Regions from separate parts of the Homo sapiens genome. Here region 2 is linked to region 1. Evidence: chromatin loops called from intact Hi-C (ENCODE). Cell type or tissue: ovary. All regions are shown on one strand. Each heading gives the region's core, and the rest is flanking DNA. Links, peaks and the distances in the headings are about the cores only. Region 1 has its middle 140 kb from the start of WSCD2. Region 2 holds the start of LOC105369965 (a long non-coding RNA gene).

What was found. Hi-C counts contacts between places; a loop is a spot of excess contacts. Peaks named below come from ENCODE experiments on the same cell type or tissue, not always from the same donor. Only the 100,000 strongest peaks of a DNase experiment are listed, where the experiment ranks them.
Region 2: it touches region 1 in a loop (6-fold over the local background); 44 of 110 quality-filtered maps call a loop at or near these places.

The regions. Positions count from the first base shown.
Region 1 is chr12:107,984,161-107,992,499 of GRCh38, reverse strand. No RefSeq gene overlaps it. Among named protein-coding and RNA genes, the nearest start is that of WSCD2, 140 kb to the left of the region's middle. In ovary, for the core only: no CTCF peak of the experiment used is centred there; no DNase peak of the experiment used is centred there.
Region 2 is chr12:108,184,090-108,192,428 of GRCh38, reverse strand. The region is part of intron 1 of WSCD2 (WSC domain containing 2); the gene reads right to left. It overlaps LOC105369965 (a long non-coding RNA gene), which reads left to right and starts at 4,610. Exons shown (of 3, transcript XR_001749312.2): 1 at 4,610-4,696; 2 at 7,515-7,658; 3 at 7,771-7,860. It overlaps LOC124903077 (a long non-coding RNA gene), which reads left to right. Exons shown (of 3, transcript XR_007063583.1): 3 at 1,410-1,467. In ovary, for the core only: no CTCF peak of the experiment used is centred there; no DNase peak of the experiment used is centred there.

The sequences.
Region 1 (8,339 bases), core at 271-8,270:
AAAGCACATTATGTTAGCTTTTTTCTTTCCAAACACTGCAAAAGAAGTGATTTGACCTTTCATAAGGAAAATGGAACTCCTGAGCTTCCCCTACACAGCAGTCATGTCTGGGATTTCTTATCTCCACGTCAGAAGACCTTCTCACCAGCCTGGCAGGAGTCAGGCTGGAAGATAGATGGGAGTCTTTCTGATACTGTCCCCTTGAGAGAAAGTGCTGAAGGGGAAGGTTTATTAATAGTGGAGACCAGCCCTGCTGAAGGCAACTGTGAGGAGATGGGAGAGTGAGGGGGGAGGCAATGGCCTCTAGGGTCACAGTGAACTCCGCTGACATTTCATTTCTTTGACATCTGTGCTGAGAACCATAGGCTGTTGTCCTGGGGGTTGAAAAGGAGAGGATAGCTACAGTCAGAAAACTAAAATAGAAAAAGTTGACTGACCCAGCAGCCAAAAGGGACACTGAAAATTCCCTTATGGGAAAGAGCAGGTCTTAATAAGTCTCCTGTTTGGCTTAAAAGATAAGAAATAGGTCCATTGCCATCACCTACTCTTAGAGCTCTCTTTTGTGATTACTTTTGCATCTGGTAATAATTAGGAGCAGATGAGTCCTTGGAGTATATTGCCAAAATTACCCCAATTCTTCCTTTCCCTGTGCCCATGGCCCTTGCAATGAGACTCTGCTAGTGCTTCCATCAAGGAATGGAGCCTACTTCCTCACTGCCTGAATCTGGACTGGACCTTGTGACTAGCTTTGGCCAGTAGAACATGGCAGAAGTGATATTATGTCAGTTTCAAGCCTAGACCTCAAGAGACTGTGTATACTTTCATTCTCTCTGGGATACCTTCCCAGCTGCCACATGAAGAGCCTGGGCTAGTCTATGGGAGGATGAGACACGTGTGGACCAGAGTCCATTCAGAACAGTTATCCCAGCTGAGGCCCTCAAACGTGTGACAGCCTAGTCAGGATCAGTAAAGTGGCCTACCCAACATAGCTGAACATAGATGCAAGAATATGCCCAGCCAAGATAATAAGAACCACCTAGCTGAGCCCAGCTTAAATTGTCAATGGCAACATTTTAAGCAAATGAAATGGTTGTTATTTTAAGCCACTAGGTTTTGAGTACATTTTGTTATACAGTGATGCCTAACTGATAACACTCTTATTCTTGTTCAGGCACCCCTACAGGAAAGGAGGGTTTAGTACTTCATTTAGAAGATACCAGAACTCTATGTTAGAATGGAAGTTTCATGAGGGCAAGAGCCATGTTTACCTGGTTCAACCCATTGAGAGAAGCAAGTGATACAGAGCAGGGGATGAATACATCTTGTTGTATTGAGTGTCAAGATTGTGCAGAAAGTTGAGCATCTTCTGAATGTATACTCCAATAACTCATCTGCTCCTAATTGTTACCAGATATAAAAGTAATCACAAAAGGTAGCTCTAAGAGTAGGTAATGGCTGTGGACTTATTTCTTATCTTTCAAGAGTATACCTTCAGGGGAATTTGCCCAACTTACTTCTTCAGGTAATTATCACCCTGGTTCAAGCTTCTGTAAGAATTACTAGCAAGATCAATAGCACTTCTTAAATTTGACTTAAAGAGATGTGTGGCCTGGTGGAGAAGAGCCAGCTAATAGTTACGAACATTTCTGCCACACATACTCCACACCCTACAAAAATGCTCCATCCACTGTCTGCCTAGTTACCCAGGGTCATTCTTAGCAGCCATGCTGCTCCTCTCCCTCACTCAGTCCCCATGTCCTGTTGCTTATGCTCCTTAAATATATCTCAATCTATTCACTTCATGCCACTGCCCTACTTTAGAGTTGAATGACCAGTTCAGCTTCCTAAACTAGTCTCCTAGTTTAGGAGCCCCAGCAGCCAGTGTCATCTTTCCAAAGAACGAGTCTGTTCACTCCTCCCCTGCTAGCCTTCAATGGCTCCCCATTTGCCCTTGGGACCAGGCTCTTCGACAGGTTTTCTTGGTCTGTGTGTGCCCCCTGCTGGCTTTCCTACTTCACCTCTCCCTGTATGTTTTCACCAAAATACACCTGTTAGATCAGGTTTAGCCTAAAGCTGCCTCCTTACATATTTTAAGTTTGTCCTAAAGGTTGCCCTATACTTTGTGAACTATAACCTAAATGGAGTTGTAAACAGACTGTAGTCTACTCTTGTGTCAATCACCGAGTTTTTGGCCAATCAAAGGTGGCCAACTGTTCAAATCGTGTTCAAATAAGGCAGACGCCAAGCTCTAACCAATCTGGCTGTTCCTGTACCTCACTTCAATTTTCTTTACATCACTTTCCTTTTTCTGTCTGTAACTCTTCCACTACCTGGCTGCACTGGAGTCTCTCTGAGCCTCCTCTGGCTCAAGAGGCTGCCCCATTCACAAATCATCCTTTGCTCAATTATACTCTGTTAAATTTAATTCAGCTAAGGTTTTTCTTTTAACACATCTTTCCTGCAATACTGAACTATTTGCAGTTCCCAGGCTTGGGACATTCTTGAGCTGAGGCAGTCTCTCCACTCCCTATTCTACTGCTTGGCTATTTCTTTTCTTTTTACGTCTTCCCTTAGACGGCATAGTTTCCTTCCCTGATCTCAGCTTCCTGCCCATTTCCCTGATCTCAGAGGTGTCACTGTTTTTCTCTTCCTTCCCTCCACCACTAGACAATGAGCTCTGGGAGGCAGGGGCTATTTCTTGCATCTCTGTGTGTATTACAGGCTATGACTTAGGGTAAGTGGTTGAATGAATGAATGAATGAATGAGGCAAGCTAACCAAGAGACTTTGAGCAGCACCTCCTGATAATGAATCAGACTTGAGGGGAATCAGAGAGAGTGCTGGAAGAACAAGTTCCCATTTCCAGGTTAGGTAAAGGAGTAACTATTTCCAGTTACAAGATTTTCTTGGAAGTGGATTAGAAGTGAACAGTAACTAATATCTGTGTCAGGTACAGACATGGAACAAATTCATGAATTGGTCATTCTCAATAGACTTCAGTTGTTAATGGTGAAATTTGCTGAGAATCAATAAGCACCAGTGTTTATTAAACACTTAACTCTGTTCCAGGTACTGCACTAACGGCTTTACACTTAGCTCACTTATTTATCTTAGCCACCCAATAAAGTAGGGTCTATCACTATCCCCCCTTTCAGATGAGAATGCAGAAGCACAGAGAGGTCAAATAACTAATTCAAGGTCATTCAGCCAGTGAGTTTGGTTAAGTAAAATCATTTTGCTTGAGTGCAGGTTACATAGTCCTTACCTGATCCCCCACTACAAAATGTAGAATATGGGATATGCGATACAATTACAGAATTTAAACATATTTTGTTTACTTATGGGTTCAGATCAAGATAAAGCATCACATTTAAATGATTAGCCTGGTCAATACAAGAGTAAACAGAATCCCAATCAATAAACAAAGTTTTATCTTTCTTTCTGAGATTATGATCTGCAGTGCACATTTCTTGCCAAAACACACACATTCTATTTCCTGCCACCAGGCTCATAAGAATGAAGAAGTGAACATTTTATATGCATTTAATATGGCTAATTAGTACAATCCTTCTCTACTTGTTTCTACATGTAAGATTAATGTTGTTTTCCCATTTTCCCTCATGTTAACCAGCCTCCACTATAAACTAGCTACTTTTTCTGCAATCCTAGAAACTCCACCATCTCCTGTGCCCTCATCCATGTAGTTTCCCTTGCATAAAAGCCACCCCCATCTAAATATGTCACTCAAGTTAAGAAGAGCCAGGTAATAAACATCTCTACCATACACACACTTCCTGCTCCACAAAAGTGTTCCATCCACCATCTACCCAGTTACTTGGAGTCATTCCTGGCATCCACCCCTCTCCTCTCCTTCATTCAGTTCATGACCCACCTCCCTCTGTCTTGTCACACATTCCCATTGTAGGAAATCTTAAAATCTTATAACTCACACCAGTCAGCATTTACATTTATACTGCTCTCTGGAATAATTCTTTCTTTCTTTTTCTTTCCGTATACTTCCCTTCCCTCCTTCTTTCCCTCCTCCTTTCCTTCCTTCCTTTCTTCCATACACATATTTTGGGCACTTACCATGTGTCACTATCTGTGCAAGATGCACATACCATTAATGGCCTTGACATTCAGATTGTTTTATCCCAGTTAGTTGCATATGTCTCTATATGCTCTTACTGGTTGCCAGTTACTTTATGTTTATTAATTTCAGTTCTTAAAACAACTCTTTGAGAGGGTGCCCAGTAGCTCCTGCTCATTAAGTAGTTCCAGTGCATAGCCAGCTACAAGAGCTGTTTCATTTTACTACAGATTCAACTACATGTGTTTGCCCTGGAGAAGCTTACTTGCTAGAAAGTTTGTGGCAGGAACAAACTGGGGTTCCTATCCATATTCATCATGAATCTCACAGGGTTCCACATTAGAATCACCTGGACATTGTTAAAAAAAAATATGGAGCAGTCATAGGAAATCCCATATTTGGGGAAAAGAAAAAACTGTGTGTGTGTGTGTGTGTGTGTGTGTGTGTGTGTATAATGCATAGAAAATCTCTGAAAGGATACACACCAACCACTGGGAGAAGTCATAATCATTGAGAAAAGGAGAATCAGATGATGAGGGCAATAGCAGAAAACAGAAAATACATTTCTTATTTTCCACATTTCTGCACAATTGAATTTTCGTAATTAGTACATATTACTTGTTTTTCTTTAGATTTTGTATTTATTATATATTAGCACATTTTTGTGAAAGAGCCATAAAATACCTATGTGTACTTCATGAACTTTATTTATTGAGACAGGGTCTCTCTGTAGCTCAGACTGCAGTATAGTGGCCCCATCACAGCTCACTGCATCCTCAACCTCCAGGGCTCAGGTGATCCTCCTGCCTCAGCTTCCCAAGTAGCTGGGATTACAGGTGCACACCACCACAACTGGCTAATTTTTGTATTTTTTGTGGAGAAAAGGTTTCACCATGTTGCCCCAGCTGGTCTCGAACTCCTCAGCTCAAGTGATCCTCCCACCTCGGCCTCCAAAACTACTGGGATTACAGGCGTGAGCCACCACACGCAGCCCCGTGAACTTTATTTTGATAGTCCTTACTGCTAGTCATGAAAAATTCCAGCTTTCTACCTTCCAGCCTTCTGGTAAAGTTGCATTTCCCTATCTTCTTGAAGTCAGAGGTGGCCATAAGACTTGCTGTGGCCAACGAAATGGTGACAGAAGTGATCCGTCACTTCCAAGTGAAATAACTTAATGACCAGTGCTCAACGTCAACCTTCCTTTCCCGTGGCTGAGGTGATTGTAGAAGCACACATGGCAATAAAGATTCTGGCAGCTGAGGCACTGAGAGATCAGCAAAGCACCAGATACCAGCCAACCCATGTTACCAAGTAGCATGAGCAAGAAATAAATATCTGAGTATTAAGCCACTGAGTTTAGGAGACATTTCTTGTTGCAGCATAACCTAATTTTACCAACTAGTATAACCATTTTTTTTTAAAGAGATGAGATAGAATATTTTAGGACAGTGGCTCTCAATTCTTGCTTTACATTCAAATCCCTTGAGGATATTTCCAAGAACAAATGCTCCAGGCCTCATTCCTAAAGACTCCGATTCAACTAGTCTTGGGTAAGGCCAAAGCATTGGTGGTTTTTGAAAAAGTGAATCTAATATGCAGTCAGAATTGTGACCTACCATGGTAGGGGAATGGCAAAGAGAAAGGTTACTTCTAGCTTAAACGATCTAGTAGAGACTTCATGGAAGAGATGATAATCTGACCTTGGCCACGAGTAATGAATGGCATTTAATCCTGTGTTTCTCTGCCTTCTCTGGTGTGTTATTAGACTCACCTAGAGAGCTTGGCCTGCTCCATTTCATCTGGAGCATTCCCTCTTTCTTATTACTAGCAGAATCCCAATTTTGTTTGGATATGCCCTAAGAGATAAAGCATGTTAGCAGAATCCCGATTTTGTTTGGATATGCCCTAGAAGATAAAGCATGTTTGGTAAGCCAAACATTTCTCTTCAATAGATCCTCACTCTTTCAGACTCTCTTGCAGCCAGGGGAGTCATGTGACACAGTTCTGCCAGTGAGACATAGAGTGAAGCTTTCTAGATGCTCCATGGTCAAAAGACAGAGGGTCTCAAGAGAGCTATCTTACCACCATGGCTTCCAACTCCCTGTTGCTTCTTCAACCCCTACTTTCTACCTTTTGAAAGCAGTTGTGTGAGGCCATGAGGTTTGGTGCTGTTGCAGTCAGCTCATGTCCATGTGTTTTAGGGGGCTGGGGAGTGGCAGAAGAATTATAGAGCCATCTTGCAGCCCTAAGTCCCAAGTGAATCCTGGAACCTCCCCCACTTCTTTTTCTCAACCTTTATTCTAGTTACAGGGAGTACATGTGCAGACTTGTTACATGGGTATACTGCACTCAGGTCAGGAACATAGTACCCAATAGGTAGTTTTTTGACCTATGACCCCTTCCCTCCTGCCCACCTCTAGTAGCTTACAGTGTCTATTATTCCCACATTTATGTTTGTGAGTGCTCAATGTTTATATCCTACTTATAAGTGAGAACATGCAGTATTTGATTTTGTGTTCCTGCATTAATTCACTTAGAATTATGGCCTCCAGCTCCATCCATGTTGCTGGAAAGGACATGATTTCATTCTTTTTTTATGATTATGTAGTATTCCGTGGTATATATGTACCACATTTTCTTTATCCACTTCACCACTGATGGGCACCTAGGTTGATTCCATGTCTTTGCTATTGTGAATAGCATGGTGATGAATGAGTTCATGTGTCTTTTTAGTATAATGATCTGTTTTCCTTTGAGTGTACACCCTAGTAATGGGATTGCTACAGATCTCTCTCTCTCTCTCTTTTTTTTTTTTTTCTGAGCTGAAGTCTTGCTCTGTCACCCAAGCTGGAGTGCAGTGGCATGATCTCGGCTCACTGCATCCTCTGCCTCTTGGGTTCAAGCAATTATCCTGCCTCAGCCTCCCAAGTAGCCAGGATTACAGGTGTGCACCACCACGCCTGGCTAATTTTTGTATTTTTATTAGAGACAAGGTTTCACCATGTTGGCCAGGCTTGTCTCAAACTTCTGACCTCGTGGCCTCCCAAAGTGCTGGGATTACAGGTGTGGGCCACTGCACCCGGCCAGATCTCTCCTTAATGGAGGTAAATGTGCTTACAACTTCAACCACTGTTAGGTTTTCTATTATTTATGGCCAAACATTTCCAGATGGATGCATCAACTGATTGCAAATCTGGGGCCCAAGTAGGTGTCACTTTTAAATGTTCCCTCCAGATCCTGATACATGGTGAATTTTAAAGTTCCTGATGCAGTCATTTGGAGATGTCAGGGAATTGGGCGAACTGACAGGAGCAAAGTCTTAGAGGAATACGTTCTTATAAAGTTTCAAAGGCCCAAAATGGAGGAGATTTACTCTGTTAAGGGCATCTCCAGAGGTTTCTCCTGGAGACCAAAACCTTAATCCAATTAAAACAGTTTATTCTGGCTTGAGAGTTAAGAGTAATGTATCTCAGTATTCCTGGAAGCCTTAAAATAGTGCCTCGTTTTGCATAGTGCTTGTTAGAAATCAGATTCTTGAACCTCTCTCTCCTAAAATATTTGGACTCCGTAGGTCTGAGGTGGGGACCAAAAATCTGCATTTTTATTAAGGACTTCATTCTGGTGTGAGTGGTCCATGGACCTCACTATGAGAACCACTGCTGTGTTTACCAAACTTCACATTTCGAAGGAAGTGATTTGTTGGGTAAAGTGTATGTGTGTAATCTCTATAAACAACTTTCATCGATTGAATTTAATTGGACAACAGCTGGTGTTGATTGCATATTTTTTAATGTGGCTTTTCAATACTCACCCCCCTAGCACAGCCTTTATGTCTGAAAATCAGCATTGAGTCCAATCTTGGCTGTCGATTTTAAGGCTTATTTAAAGGCACATGACAGCTGGAGCTGCACGTTCTTCAGCTTAATGATTCTACATATGGACTTAGGAGTTTAGGTGCAGTGTATTGAAAGCAGAATTTCCACCGTGATTGGGTAGCTGTCAGTTGGTTTTAGAAGCTCTGAGTCACTTGCTCTCAAAGTCAGCTTAGGCAGATTATGTCACTACCTACTCCAGAAGAAGGCTCACCATCCTGAAAATAGTCATCGAGGTTGCTGCAAGCCTAGATGGGTCTGTGTATGTGAATTGGAAGAAGGTGACTCTTCCCCCAGGCAGAAAACTCTCCCTGGCTTAATGAGTAGTATAAAATCTAGAGAATGGAGGGAGAAGGCATCTAAAACAAAACAAAACAA
Region 2 (8,339 bases), core at 306-8,305, 200 kb before region 1:
AGGCACTCAGGCAAGAACAGAGGTGGACTCCACAGGCAAACAGACCTGGGTTCAAATCCTGCCTCTTCCATTACCCCAGGTGAGTGACTGGGGCAAGACATCCCTTCTCAGCAAGACTCAGGTTCCTCACCTGTAAAGTGGCCTAAAGGATCTTGACTTCTCCCCTAAAAAGTATGTTGCTGGAAGGACTGAATTAAACATTGTAGGAGGAATACCTGATGCATAGGAGATGCTCAAGATAAGCCCCACCTCCGCCCCTCAAGGGCACATGTGAGACACTTGAAAGCCATTTGCCACCTCAGCACATTTGCTGTCGTGGAGACAGCAAAGTTTTCAGCTGTAGTGTTCCCTGTGGCTTTCTGCCTCTCTCAGGATATTTCTGGGTCTAGTCCTTTTTCATTGTTCCCTCTTCGTTCTTTCATATTCCAACACATCTCTTCTCTAAGTGGGTGCGAAAGGGGCTTTAAGAGGATAATGAGCTCATTAGGGGCTGGCAGGGAACAGAATGAGACTGAGGCATGGGTGATGTGGAAAATGAAGGAGATCTGCCGGAGGGATGTGGACCGTGTGGAGAGGGGCTGTGTCCACCCCCCACTTTCAGAGCTCCCTTTTCTCCTGGGGAGGGAAGGTGCTGACCTGAGCCATCCCACAGCATCCTGCCGGTGCTAGGAGGAGGCAGGGGCTCGCCCAGAGGAAGAGCCCCCTGGAAGCTGAGCCCCATGGAGGGGATAAGGCTATTTGATACATAGGAGGGTCCCAAGAAACACTGGTAGAGAAAAATGAGTAAAAAGAGTCAGGTTCATCCCCCCAGGGCTTACACCTACAACCATGGCTTCACACACTGGCCAAAACACTCAGGTGACAGCCTTGGAGAACTGTAAATCCAGGGCTCTGTGGAGGTAGCATTTGTGTTACTCAGCACTGGGTGGTTCTGGGGTTCAAGGGTTCCAGGATTCGGCTGAGCCAAAGCCCCATATCCTCAAAGGTATCCCAGACTCCCCTGCCTCCCACATCCATCTGTCATTCTCTCTCTCCTGCCTCTCTCTCCATCTCTGTCTCTCCAAGTCTCTCTCTAGTCTGTCATTGTCCCTTTCTGCTATCTCTCTCCAGAGAGAAATTCTGCCTCAAAGGTAATGGGGAAATGAAACTAACTGCATTTGTTGAATACCTACTATATGCTGGATACTGTGTTTGAAGGTTTTACAAATACGTTCTCCCATATTCCTCCCTCTGGGATAGCTGCAAGGCAGGTGTGATGTTTCTTCACAATCCACAGATAATGTGTCTACAACCCTGGGTGAGACAGGGGCTGTTGGCCTTCAGCAACCCACTTCTCTCTGTCTCTATTTGTTCATAGCATGTTGAGGATTATAATTGTATTAATATCCCCTCCTGTCATTCACTTACAGGTGTGAGGTCCAGACAGGGGACTTCATCTCTCTGAGCTGCCATCTTCTCTCTATAAAGTTAAGTCAACCATAGAATGCCCCTCCCAGAGGTGTGGGGAGGATTCGATGAGACAATCCACAGGGCTGGCTATCACGACTTCATCCCCCTTTATTTTATGTGACACCTCTCTAAGCCTCAGTTTCCCCATCTGTTAAATGTGGTGGACGACCTCTACTCTGCCTCCCCCCCAGGGCTGGCATGAGTTTCCACAGGGAGGAGGCTGAGAGGCCCCCTTTGTGGGAGTGGCAGCATTTGGTTACTGCAGTTCATGTTTCCAGCAGGAGCCTCAAAGTGTCTAAACACAGACTATTTTTAGCACCAGAATGAGGCTCTGGTGTTGAGCTGCCAACTTGAAGATGGGTGGGGAAGAGCTGCCTGCAGGGGAAAGAAAAACAGAGGCATAGCCTGCCCTGTGGTTCCTTACCTCCCCTGGGAGTAAAATTATGCCTCCCCCTTCCAGGTTCTATTGGCTAGGGTAGGCCAGAATGGAAGCCTGTGAGGCTGGGTAGGGGGCTGACTCCCTCTCTGTAATCCCCAGCACCTGACTTGGGGGGCAGAGGCAGTTCGGAGGGACTGGGCAGGCCCAGCGACCAACTGACCCCCAGACCACCCAAGCTTCACCGAGAAATAGCTATTGAGAAATCAGGTTCATGAAGGTTTGATTTCTTAAGAGTTCTGGGTAGGAGACCCATCTGGGAAGTTTCCAAGAAACTGGGGAGCCCAGGTAAAATTTCAGTCTTGTTCTAATAATAAAAATATCAGAAGTCACTGGTGTTTGTTGAGCGCATACTATATGCCAGTCATCTTATTCCCATTGTGCCTTTTAATCCCCACTATCATTCTTTGAGGTGGTCATTAACTTCTTTGAACATCAGTTTCCCCATCTATAGAGTGATGATGTAATATAATTTATCTCTTAGGGTTAGCGTGAGAACTAAATAAGTCAATATATACAAATATATCATATCTATATGTATTAGGTGCAAATGCTACATCTTATAATAATTTCTGGAGAATACATGTGGTTTTGCCTGTTCAGTGCCCCTTCATTCTGATACAAGGACTCTATTTTCCTTCACGGAATTTCTCCCTCATTAATTCTCAGCTCATGTGGCTTGGATAGAATGGATTCCTCTTGCCAGTTGCTGCAGACATTCCTATACCTCCCTCCTGATGCATGTATATAATAATTAATGTAGAGTGCATGTATACCTAGGAGTGAAAGCGCTAGTTTTTGTCTGTTTGTTTTTGTTTTTGTATGAGCATCTTATGATTATCCTAAAAGATGCCAGTTTTTTTCCAAGGTTGCTGTAGTCACAACTTCCCCAGTACAGTTTGAGCATTCCTGCTGCTCCAAATCCACACCAACACTTAATGTTGTCAGTCCTTTCCTTTTTGGTCAGTTTGGTAGATCTGTAACAGATGCCATATGTGCCCCACCCACAGAGTTAAATTCTGAATGTTCATCTGGTTGTCTGAGGGGTTTCTCCAGCACCTTGAATGCTTTTTGTGCTTGTGTGGTTGGCAGGCAAGACATGCTAGAATATTAACATTTGGAAGCAGCTGCAAATATGACTGATGGGAGTTGGTGTATAAATGCCCCAGCTCCCTTGCTCCTCAGCTGGAATAACTCTGCAGTGTGTATTTCTCCAGTGGGACTTAGCCTCAACCACCCTCTGTAACAGATGACTCAATAATACACCCTTTATTGATTTCTTCCCTTCCCTGTCTCACTTCCCCGCTCAGGGAAGGACAGGAGTAAGTATACTCTTTATTTCCTAAATGAACTACTTATCAGTGGTATTCATTTCTTGGAATAGTTGATTCCTTAGAATAGGAATCAATATGGTTGATTCATATCATATCAATGGTTTTTCAACCTTTTCCTTATCATAGACATGTAAAATATTTCCAGTCTTCCCTCTTTTATAAATAAGTAACGCTATGATAAACATCCTGTATGTAAATCTTTATACAGATCCCCGGAAAGCAATATAGGACCTTTCAACAATGATGAGACATCGGCATATTATACCCACTTTACAGATGAGAAAGCTAAAGTTCACAGAGATTAAGTAACTTGCCCAGACACACAAAAAGTGGAGCATGAATTCAAGTGCAAAACTGAGCCTCAGTGTCATGATGCCATGGCGGACACTATGCAGACCAGCAAGGCAGCTATTCCCTGTCTTAACCACTAATCCCTCAGTTGAATCCAAGCCTTGATGAAAGGAACCTTTCTGAGCCTGAAGATATGGATGGCCATGCCTCGAACACTTCTCAGGTAGATAACCCCCAATTCCTTTAATCAAAGTTCTTTCTCACCCTTCTTGGTGGTGGACCAGCCATTTGGCAAGTGAAAGACTTAATGAAACAGCTTGAGAAGAAATGCCATTATAAATGCCAAATCCTTTCCCTCATTGTCTTAGGAATCCAGAATTTTAGTAACCCAGCTAACCCTAGGGAAGGCTTTTGCACCCCGTACAGTGGGTGGACCCTCTCTGGGACACACCCTTCCATTCATTGGTGTGCTGTAGTTTAATGATTCCATCGTGCTCATGATGGATATATTGTGGTTCTGCAGATCTTTGATGCAACAATTCTGCAGAATCTTTGACACAACAATCCCACTTTTTTGACCAGGAAGCATGTACACACCAGGAAAGCTTCACCAGGTTCCTAGGCACACCCGTATGTTGCCCCCTACACTTGCTCACCCCACCTCCAGAAAGAATCCCCTGGGTCCCCACACTTCCCTCTGTTCCCAGGAAGGAAACTCACTCAGCACTACCCTACGCTCACAGCCTGCCAACCATGTCCATTTTCATTTATCTTCCCCAAAACTCAAGAAAATAAATGAGAAGGCAAAGTGCCATTAGCTTAATGGCCTTTAACACCCAGCCATCTGCCATGATGTAATTAAATAAAAAAATCAGAGGGAGCATATGGTGTCCGTTATAAATAAATATTAAAATTTTGTTTATCTGGGTAATGACTCTAGTGCCTCTTGCTCCATGGGCAATCTTTACAGCCATCTTCGCTTGTTGCAGGGTCAGGGTGGGCCACTATGGACAGGAATGGCCACGGAGAGGAAACGTGGAAAGGGGTCAGGGCCAGAGTCACACACTCCTGCATCTGAACCTGCCTCAGGGCGGTGGTGGCTGTGTGATCTTCAGCAAGGGGCCTCTCTGTGACTCAGTTTTCTCACCTGCAAAATAGAGCCAATCCACCCTGCCTCATTGGAAAGGTAGGAGGGTTAAATGAGCTACTGTTTTTAAAATACATAGCACCCTAATAATAATGTGAGCTAGTATTTATTGAGCACCAACTATGTGACAGACACTGTCTAGAGAGTAACTTGTAATCCTTACAACAACCCTATAAGAAAGGTTCCACTTGTTAGCCCCATTTTACAGATTAGGAAATCAGAGAAGTTAAGTCATCTGTGCAGCATCACACAGCTAGCAAGTGGTGGAACAGGCTTCGAGCCCAGGAAGCCTGGCTCTGGGGCCTGCACTCTTAACCGTATGCTAAACCTGTCATGACAGTTTCTTAGTAGGTAGTCATTCTCTGCCACAACTTTGGCCAACTAAACAAAACATTTACCTCTTCTCATGACAATACCCTTTGCCCAGACTTCAGAAAAAGATAAAGGTTCAATGAGTTGGTGCAATGATTGGTGACTACCTAAGGTAGGTGTGGAGGACACATTTTGAGGAATCTGTCTAGTATGTGACACCCACCCCTTGCTTACAGAGGCAGACCCTAGGGGCTGTGTTTGCAGCATATTACCCTTCCCACTGGCACTGCCGGTGGATAATAGGTAGGCTCAGATCTAAAACTGGTCAATCCATTCTTGGCCCCAGAAATATGGAGTTGGGATTTGAGACATTCACATCTTTGCTGATCACTTAGACTATGGACCTGTAGCCTCAGGAGCTGTCACCAGGTGCCCAAAGAAAGAGCAAAAGTTAAGTCTGCAAAGAGAAGAAGAAGAAAGTAGCTGAGCAGAGAAGAGACACTGAACCGAGACAAAGAAGAGACAAAGGACCCGAGAAAGACTTGAGTCCTTGATCTCGTAGGACCAAGCCTTCCAGGGTTATAGACAGCACTGAATGAGAAAACTTTTCATTTGTCTCTTCTTACCATGGTGCTAGGTATACCAAAAGGGCTCAATAAGCTACAGTTAGTCTTCAAAGGGCAACTCATAAAACAAAACATACTCTTACCATACGATCCAGCAATCATGCTCATGGGAATTTACCCAAAGGAGTATGTACATCCAGACAGTGGAGTATTATTCAGGGCTAAATGACATGGAGGAAACTTAAATGCATATTATCAAGTGAAAGAAGCCAATCTGAAAAAGCTACACACTGTACGATTCCAATGATATGATATTCTGGAAAAGCCAAAACTATGGAGACAGTAAAAAGATCAGTGGTTGCTGAGGGCTAGAGGGAGGGTGAGTAGGTAGAGTATAGGATTTTTAGGACAGTGAAACTGCTCCGTATGATACTATAATGGTGGACACATGTCATTATACATTTGTCCAAACCTACAGAAGGTACAACACCAAGAGTGAGCCCTAATGGACACTGCAGACTTGAGTGATAATGATGTGTCAGTGTAGGTTCATCAACTGTAACAAAGGGACCACTCTGGTGCGGGATGTTGATGGAGGGGGAGGCTGTTGGAGGAGGGTCTGGGGTTATATGGGAACTTTCTGTACTTGCCGCTCAATTTTGCTATGAATCTAAAATGGCTTTTTAAAAGTCTATTTAAAAAGGGGGGACAATAATTTATTTGAAAAGGCAGAGACCCACTGAGGTACATGTCAACGAAATATCCAAACTGTGGGCTCTGGGGAAGGGGCCATGTTGCAGGAAGGGTCAGGGGATTGGAGAGAGATGAAGGGGTGAGCTGACAGTCTCCCTTGTACAGTGGTTTGATGAAAGGGACCCAAGGTGCAGGTCACCCAGTCCACTGGCCACCCCATGAGGCAGCTGGCAGCCCTTCTCCAAGTGCAGATCACTTTCTTCCCCAAGAGGGACTTCTGAAGGGACTTCTAAATCCCTATCATTAAGCCATCTGGAGTCATCCTTCTCCTCCAGGAGCTGCTGTGTCTTGGGTCAATTAGTGCACATTTGCATAGAGTTCCTTAATAGGCTGGGGGAGATAATGGACGGTTCTGCTGGTTCTGGGCAGAGTGTTTACCCAAGAGGCAGACCTACAGGGAATGGCAGAGAACAGGGAGGAAGGCAGGAAGGAGGAGATAGGATGGACTAGGATAGGATGAAAGGGAATGGCGTAGAGTAAGCTATCATTGACTCACATACAGTAAGGAGAAATGTTATCTTGTGAACCTTTGCCTCGGTTGTGTGTGCGCATCACAATGTCAAATACATTTCTCACTGTGGGGTCACTGAAATAATTGGAAAGTCCTAGCATGGAGAATAGGAGGAAGCTGTGTGTGGTAGGGTGGTTCCCAAAGGCCCCTCTCAGAAGGCATTTGAGCTGAGATCTGCAAAATGACAAGGAGACAGTCATGGGAGGATCTGGGGCAAGAATGTCCCAGGCAGCAGGAGACACCATGCAGAGACTGGGAGGTGGAAAAAGGTCAGTGGGGGTCCATCCCACAAGGGCCTAGAGTTTCTGCTCAGGACTGTTCTTGAACTGCAGTGTGACCGGAGCCCATTTCCTAAATAATACATTGAGGACATTCCTGTCCCAGTGGGATGTGACCACTTCTCAGAGGCTGAGCTGAAAAATGCTTGTTGATTGCTGGAGCTTAGAAAGGTCCAAGGTCCAGGTGCTTGGCAAGGCTTGTGGGAGGATTTAGAATTTCTTTCTGGCTGGGGCTCAGGGAAATGTGGCCCTCAAAGCCTAAAATATTTACCTTCTAGCCTTTTACAGAAAGTATTTGCTGACCCTTAATTTTCATCAGCAATGGAAACTGATACAGAGTTTATGGGGGAAGGGGCTTAGGACCACTGAAGGAGTTCACCCTGTCCCTCTTCAGAGCTCAAAGGCCACTCTCAGGTCACTCAGCTTCTTCCTTACAGCAAGTGACAGAGCTACAAGAAAGCCTGGAGATCCAACACCTAGCGAAACAGCCTTCCTTTACATAAGGGGAAACTGAGGCTTGGAGAAACTTGAATGAAATAACCTCTGTCCATATAAAATGTCTCGCATAGACCTGGACCCAAGTAAGTGCTCAATACTTTTTAGCTATTACCAAGATTATGATTATGATACCATAGAATCCTAGAGTTCAAAGGGCCCTTAGACACCAGCTAGTTCAAGTCTGATGTTTTACAGATGAGGAACCCGGGGGCTCAGAGAGGCTGGAGGAGTGGTCCAGAGTCACACAGCCAGGCCAGGGCTGAGCTGGTTCCTGCCCTGCAGGTTTCTTCCCAGAGCACACGCTGCTCCCTGGCAGCCCCCATTGCTCCCAGCCGCAAACACGAGCAAATTGCCATTTGCTGGTTCCACACTGACCACGGTGGATTGAACTCTAATTTAGGAACGGTGACAGCACCTATTAGCAACCCTTCCCCAAAGAGGAACTTTCCACCAGGAGTGAAAAATAACTGCCATCCCCACCCCCAAATCACCCAAGCCCAATCTTTCTGTCCAAGGCAGTGTGTGTGTGTTTGGGGGGTGGTGGTGGAGAGGTGGTCTCTGTGCTCCCCAGCCCACCTCTACAGGTTCAAATTCTCTTCCCCTGTCCCGGAGAACCTTGTGCCCTTGGAGGGGTTGCCAGCACCTACTGCCAGCTCTGAGCAGGACTGAGAGGTGGGCTCACAGCCATCAAAGCAGGAGGGAGGACTGTTCATAACCTCCAGGTCAGCTTCCTCACAGACATATGGGGTAACTGAGGCCTAAAG